3 separate regions of the Homo sapiens genome follow, and regions 2 and 3 are each linked to region 1. Evidence: read pairs that join two places in POLR2A ChIA-PET (ENCODE). Cell type or tissue: Caco-2. All regions are shown on one strand.

Region 1 (2,500 bases):
AGAGCACAATTTTTTTTTATACATTTTAGAGAGACATGAGACATCAATCAACATATGTAAGATGAACATTGGTTCGGTCTGGAAGGGCGGGACAACTCGAAGAAAACGGGGGACAACTCGAAGTGGGGAGGGAGCTTCCTGGCCATAGGTAGACAAGAGACAAATGGTTGCATTCTTTTGAGCTTCTGATTAGCCTCTCCAAAGGAGGCAATTAGATATGCATTTATAATAAAATGGGAGACAGGTTTTTCCCAGTTCCCAGCTTAACTTTTCCCTTTAGCATAGTGATTTTGGGGCCCCAAGATTTATTTTCCTTTCACAATATGATTAGGTTAATAGTGATTTGTCTTATAACCTTTCAGGAACCCCTTTACTGAAAATGAGAATATTGTGAATAAATTATCATTTACATGCTCCCATTGTGGAATGTGATCATAATTTTAGCAAAGGGCTTGCTGATTACTGGACTGAGAATCACCAAAGAAGTGAGATAAAATGTGTGGAAGGGTTTGGAAGGCCTCTGCAAAGAGCAGGGAGAAGGGAGTGGAGAAAGATAAGGCAAAAGCACACAGAAATGAAAAAGAGTACAGTAGGTCCTCTGTACCTGATGGTTCCATATCAGCAGATTCAACCTACTGCAGATCAAAAGTATTTGAAAAAAATAATGAGAAATAAAAATAAAATCCTAAGACCCCCAACTGACTGAACAGACCTCCTCTTGGCTAAGGGGAATCCCAGAGAAACCTGAAAAGTGGAGTTCCTGGCCATGAAAGGATAGGAGGTAAGACATGCCTCAATAGGCCTTTTTCTTATTAATTTTTAACCCAAATTCTTTCCTAAAGAGTAAGCAGAAATCAGTGGTGGAAAATCAGAAATGGACGACTCATTCCTTTATCATCCTTAGCCAAGTATCTGGGGCAGTGACCAGATTTTCCTTCCCGTTTGTGGTTTCAACACAGCAACTGACCAGCATTCCTTCCTGATAAGAGGCCACCGATCATGGAGTGGTTCCGGCCGGTCTACAAATGACGTACAGTGAGGGTTTTCACGTCCTCTGCTTCACCTTTTGACATCAGAAGGCTGAGAACTCCACCCTCTGATCATGCTAACACACCATTTTTTGTACATGTGACCCATGAAGAGGCATGAAATTCGATTGGATATATGCATGCTTCTTTCATAAATATTCATAAATCCTCCTACAGCTTATTAAATATGTATACTTACACAACCCATCCAGCACAAATTCCTTTCTTATCCTTCCCTCCCTCAAAGTGTTTGCTCTCAGCTTTTACTGGAAGCTACGCATCCCAGCCTGTGGCATGGCCAGCCTGCAGGCTGCAACCCTTTATGAGAAATACAGCTCTCCTTTCCAAATTTATAAACCTTGTGGTTCTTCAGTTGACAATAACAATACAACAGTAAAAAAAATCCAAATAAAATATAGTATAACAATTATTTACATAGCATTTATAATGTATTAAGTGTTATAAGTAATCTAGAGATAATTCAAACTATATGGGAGGATGTGTGTAAGTTATATGCAAATATTGCACCATTTTATGTAGAAGACTTGAGCATCCACAGATTTTGGTATTCTCTTGGAGTGCTGGAACCAATCCCCTGTGGATATGGAGGGATGGACAACTATATTATGAAGTGTGGGTATGACTGAGAACCAAATGACATTGCCTCAGTATCAGTGGTCAGTTGCCTGAAGAGTCTTGAGCCCCTCAAGCTGAGCCAGTGGGAAGAACAATTTTGTGGGGCCTATGCCTGTTAAAACTGCTCTTTCAGACTAGATAGTTCTAGCAGAATCTTAGTGGTCCCCAGCCTGTTTGGAAATGCCTGGAACTTTTTCAACAAAAGCAGAGACTCTTCCTTGATGGTGGAGAAGCACAAAGGGGAGCCAGGAAAAAGCACACATTTTGCTCAAGAAAGCTTTGGAGAAACAAAAATTGTAGAGAGAAAGTAAATGAACACTACAGAATCAAAACAAAAACAAAATCACTATTTATGAAGAAAAACTGGAAGGAAATACAGTTGATATGGTGATGGGATTTGAGCTATCCTTTATTCCAAATTTTCTGCGATGTGATTATATTGTAAGTTTTTCATTTTAAGAGAAAGTAATTCCGGCAGTTTGGTGTGTGTGTGTGTGTGTAATGGGGTAGCGGGTGGTGAGCAAGCCCTGGACTTGTAGTCAGGGGCTCTAGGTTAAACTTTAGCTCTGTTACCAGCTGCTCACTTCTGAGCTAGTTATTTAACTCCTCTCTGCCTTGGTTTCCTTATGTTGAAAGCTGAAATCAACATAAATTCCGTTCCTGTGTTTAACAATACTGAGACCAGGCATATGTTCCTGTTCCCATGTTAAAAAATACTGAGAACAAACAAAAATAACTTAAGCTACTTGCTCTAGGAAATAATAGTTCCTAGAAGATAAGACTGTTAACTAACTAAAATAACTCACCTATGAAGACTAACAGCTTACTCATAAAGA
Region 2 (2,500 bases), 620 kb before region 1:
TCCAGTCCAGGCCCGTCCCCAGAACCAGCGGCCACCACCGTGAGCAGGTTCAGCAGCCTCCTCTCCAAGCTGCTGGCCCCGAGGGTCCCGGTGGAGGAGGCGGCCAACACCACTGGGGGGCTGGCCAACGCCTCCCTGTCCGACAGCCTCTCCTCCCGTGGGGTGGGAGGCGCGGGCCGGCAGCCCTGGTTTCTCCTCGCCTCTTGTCTCCTGCCCAGCGTGGCCCAGCACGTGGTGTTTGGCCTGCAGATGGACTGACCTGGCCAGAGGGGGGAAAGTTTGCTTAACTGGGCTTGAGTGTGTTTGTGGTAAGGGGAGAGGAGCCGGAATGGAGGGCAGAGGTGAAAATCCCAGTGGAGGGTGGAAGGAACCGTTTGCCTCCAGAGATGGCCCCAGGGAGAACACAGGGACGTGCCACTCGAGGGGGAGGATGGTATGGATTTCTGCTTTTGTCACACGGGCATCCATTGGAAAAGAGAAGCAAGAATGAACGTGGGCCCTCGGGTGGGAAGACTAGGAATCGGAAGCTTCTAGGGCTTCACATCCCTTCCCCTCCCCTCCCCTTCCCCTCATCTTCCAGGCAACAGTGCCTGCAAGGCCTGAATTAGAGAGACTTCCATTGGCTAAGTAGTTAAGAGCCGTCCCATTTCTCCTGGCGGGGTAACCCATTACACCGAAGTCCTTTGTTTTCTACCACAATCCTCCTCCTCCTCTCCAGGGGCCTGGAAACACTAGGATTCAGGAAGGTAGGCAGGACGTGAGAGAAGGGAGATGGGAGAGAGATTTAAGACAAAGGGTGGCGGTGGTTCCTGGGGTCTGAGATGTGTTAGGAGGCGTTTAAAACAAAGATCCAGTTCATTTACTCCACAGTTATTCCCAGGGCTGGCCCTAGCCACAAAGGAACTTTAGGGCAGGGTAGGGAAAAAAGGGGCAGCAGGGGGTGTGTTTGTGGACAAATAAATTTGTAAAGTCCGAGGATTAAAAAAAAAAAAAGGTTAAACCGGTTTCTCTACTGCTGGACTTTTCAGAGTCTTTCATATGCTAACATTCATTGTGAATCTCCCAAGAGGCCACACAATCCTTTTTTCTTAGCGTTTTGTGGGATGAATGTCCGGAAGACACAGAGAGCGGGGCAGGGAGGCTCCAGCTTGGATGATTCCATTAGGTGTGGAAATTATTATGGGCTGCACACTTCGGGGCTGACTAACGGCCAAGAGGGAAGGAGGCAGCCAGTAGCTGGGAAAGGGGATTTAGAGATTTCTCAGGTTGGGGGTTGGCCAACTATATTCCCCCCGGCTTGACTGCAAGGGCAAAGGCCAGCCAGGCCTGCAGCAAGCATGCATGGCTCTGGGTGTGCTGTGCCTGAGGGCGGGGCTACCAAATCCCACCTAGGGGCCCTACCAAACCCAGCTTTTCTCAGGGTTGCAGTGGGAACAAACGGTGTTTGTTCTGTCTGCCTCAGGATCAGCAGCTCGTTTAGCATATGCTGCAAGAATAAGGCTTTGCAGGCTGAGTTGCAAATGCTGGCTCTGCTGGTCTGCAGTGGCCATCTCTGTGGTTTGCAGCAGAACCGTCCTAAGCTGGTCACAACAGGCAGGGATTCCTGACAGACTGTAAGGCAGTCAAGTCAAGAAAAGTGCATATGCTGCTCACCACTTACACAAGAACCCAAGCTGTTCTCTGCACTGCATGCTATGACTGCATTTGTCAACATTCTGGAAATTGTCATCTTTTTAATGTCCTCTCTATATTTGAAGAGGTGGGTTTTGAAAACCCACATGAAGGCCAGGCGCGGTGGCTCACACCTGTAATCCCAGCACTTTGGGAGGCTGAGGCAGGTGGATCACGAGGTCAGGAGCTCGAGACCAGCCTGGCCAACAAAGTGAAACCCCATCTCTACTAAAAATACAAAAATTAGCCAGGCATGGTGGCACGCACCTGTAGTCCCAGCTACTTGGGAGCCTGAGGCAGGAGACTCGCTTGAACCTGGGAGGCGGAGGTTGTGGTGAGCCGAGATTGCGCCACTGCACTCCAGCCTGGGCAACAGAGCAAGACTCTGTCTTGAAAAAAAAAAAAAGAAAACCCAAATGAATTCGGGGTGCACCAAGCTGTCACTTCTTTTTTTTTGAGACGGAGTTTCATTCTTGTTGCCCAGGTTGGAGTGCAGTGGCGCGATCTTGGCTCACCACAACCTCCGCCTCCTGGGTTCAAGCGATTCTCCTGCCTCAGCCTCCCGAGTAGCCGGGATTACAGGCACGTGCCACCACGCCCGGCTAATTTTGTATTTTTAGTAGAGACAGGGTTTCTCCATGTTGATCAGGCTTGTCTCGAACTCCTGACCTCAGGAGATCCGCCTGCCTCGGCCTCCCAAACTGCTGGGATTACAGGCGTGAGCCCCCACGCCCGGCCAAGCAGTCACTTCTTCATGGGGACACTCCTGTGTCTCTGTGTAATACTAAGTATTGGAAGTGTCGCACAAAGTACTGCTGAGGACAGGTGT
Region 3 (2,500 bases), 540 kb before region 1:
CACTTCTCGGGCTCAAGCAATTCTCCTGCCTCAGCCTCCCAAGTAGCTGGGATTATAGGTGCCTGCCATCACACCTGGCTAATTTTTTTTTTTTTTTTTATTTCAAGTAGAGACAGGGTTTTACCATGTTGGTCAGGCTAGCTTCGAACTCCTGACCTCAAGTGATCTGCCCACCTCGGCGTCCCAGAGTGCTAGGATTACAGGTGTGAGCCACCATGCCTGGCCCCTGATACCTTTTCAGCTATTCAGTGCTTTCAAGGTCATTTGAAAAACATATTTTCTGCGGCACTTTTCATTTTTTTTCATCAGGAGGATTTATCCAAATAATCTCATCCACCATTACAGGAAATAGGAAGCAAATCTGCTTTTTGCACTGCCATCACTCAGGATTCCTCCAGAGGACTCAGAGTTCTAGAAATTGGTGAAACATTTATATAGATGATCTGACTAGGCAGAAGAGGTCTGGAATCTACACAATTATTTTCAATAAATGCCCATAATATATGGTAACATTAAAGAAGACATTCTGTAAAATGTAAATATCAGTAAGAATATAATGGCATCATCACGGCAACGACTTAAAGATTGCTTTCCTCCTGCTTATGCTTGAACTGTTTCTCGAAGATCAGACTGAAAGACAATGCCAGATGGAAGGCTGCTGCTTCTCCATTTGGGCCCACGTTTCCTTATGTATAAAATGATGGCATCTGAAGTCCTCATCAGCTCCAACATTCTAAATTTAATACTATTTTTTGGGGAAACATGGGATAGCTGAAAGAGGCGATCAAGCAAAAGAGATTAACTGAGAAATCTCTTAACTAGTGAGAAAAATAGATAAAAGCAGGTAGAAATTTCTATGGACTCAATGTCTTTGGTCTCTTTTAGCTGGGTTCAAGTATTTTAGGAGGAACTGGCAGGATGCTTAATGGCTGTTATTTTTTGCCACATGAAACAAAACTCAGACATTATCTCTTTTGTGCTAGAAATAATCTGGTATATTGCCCAAGTACCAACAAAGGTAAAACCATCAATATTTTCCAAAAGACAGTTCAACTAAGGAAACGGTAACAATAATAGCAGAAATAGATTTTATCAAAATATACAGTGATCTGTGACTCCTTTTCTCTCAGTTAAAAACAGTGCCTAAAACCCCTAACTTTAGCCTGCTTTTAGGGCTTAAACTTTCTAGCAGAAAAGGTATTTTTAAAGGACTGGCAAGGTAAAGAACAAAGCTTCTGACTACCTCCTTCTAACAGTGAAATACATTTTATCTTCAAATACTCTGAGTGACACTGAAGCACTGCACCTACATTTTTTGCTGGTGGTGGGAATGGGATGGGCATGAAAGCATGTAGAAGGGCAAGGAGAACGTACATTTTTTTAATGCCATTCTAAAACAATTATAACAGCATATAGGAGTGGAGGGCTCTGCTGTGAGACCATGACTTGGCTCAGGGCTGCTCATCCAATCTCTTTCCAGACCTTCCTTTCTTTTTGTGTAAAATGAAGCCCTGACTCTGCAACTAGGATCTCACTAGATACTGAAGATATAGAATTCTTGGATGACTAATTTAAATTTTGTTTGGCTCGTAAAGGAAGGAATATATCAAACAGGTTTTACACTCTAAAATAATATAAAATTGGAAAATGGATGGTCAGGGCTTTGTTTTTATAACCAAGCAAAGCAAAACACGCATAAAAACATACCATTCCTGAAGTTCAGGAGAAGGAATGAGACCTGCAGTTCCATTTTTGGAGTTTTCCAGTTTACCCTGCCACCAATTATGATCATCCTTACTAATAATCTGGATGATGTCACCAACTCTGAATCGAATGCCAGCTTCTTTACAGGGGATGAGGTCATCCTTGGCTGGATCATATTCAAATTGTGCTCTTACATAGATCTATAAAACAGGAGTTCGTAAGAAAGGATGCCATAGTGATGTGAAAGAGAAGTTAGCTCTAATGTCATAACCACACACCAACAGTTACAATACAAACAGGACATCAGATGGTGAAAGCAAAAACGATGCATGGAAATACGACACAAAAAACTTCTACCGCTAGAAACAATGTACTAGTAATCTTTGATGAGTATAGCTTCAAAACTTTGCTGTTTTTATTTGGAAGGAACACTTGAAATACTTGTTTAATAAAAATAAAGACTTAATTTATGCTTTTACTGTAACAGAATAGGCCTCTAATTATAGAAAAGTATGCTCGCTCTTTTTTAAACCTGCATTGGTGATGCTGGCATTATGGATACGTTGTCATGACTGCGTGGCAGCCTTTAAGCCATAAATACTAGCAGTCAGGATAGGTTTTAACCCTAAAGCAGCACACGATATAAAATTAGCAAGAACTCTGGGTTGGTATCTTGCTGTAGAATGCTTATATGACAACTGGCAGTGTGTCTACACATTGCTGATAAAGTTAAGTGTAACTCAAACAATTTTTTAAAAGTTAAAAAAAGCTTCATTTTTTTCTAATTTAGGTTTTA

The links. ChIA-PET counts read pairs that join two places held together with the same protein. Peaks named below come from ENCODE experiments on the same cell type or tissue, not always from the same donor. Only the 100,000 strongest peaks of a DNase experiment are listed, where the experiment ranks them.
Region 2: POLR2A ChIA-PET joins it to region 1 with 9 read pairs; 2 of 35 experiments call an interaction of 5 or more read pairs at or near these places.
Region 3: POLR2A ChIA-PET joins it to region 1 with 5 read pairs; 2 of 35 experiments call an interaction of 5 or more read pairs at or near these places.

Annotation. Positions count from the first base shown.
Region 1 is chrX:42,095,460-42,097,959 of GRCh38, forward strand. No RefSeq gene overlaps it. Among named protein-coding and RNA genes, the nearest start is that of CASK, 170 kb to the left of the region's middle. In Caco-2, no CTCF peak of the experiment used is centred here; a DNase peak (open chromatin) is centred at 1,002.
Region 2 is chrX:41,474,642-41,477,141 of GRCh38, forward strand. NYX (nyctalopin) reads left to right here. Exons shown (of 3, transcript NM_001378477.3): 3 at 1-1,011. The coding sequence ends at 258. Among named protein-coding and RNA genes, the nearest start is that of NYX, 29 kb to the left of the region's middle. RefSeq lists an enhancer at 515-1,106. In Caco-2, no CTCF peak of the experiment used is centred here; a DNase peak (open chromatin) is centred at 1,350.
Region 3 is chrX:41,552,012-41,554,511 of GRCh38, forward strand. CASK (calcium/calmodulin dependent serine protein kinase) reads right to left here. Exons shown (of 27, transcript NM_001367721.1): 21 at 1,708-1,904. Among named protein-coding and RNA genes, the nearest start is that of CASK-AS1, 36 kb to the left of the region's middle. In Caco-2, no CTCF peak of the experiment used is centred here; no DNase peak of the experiment used is centred here.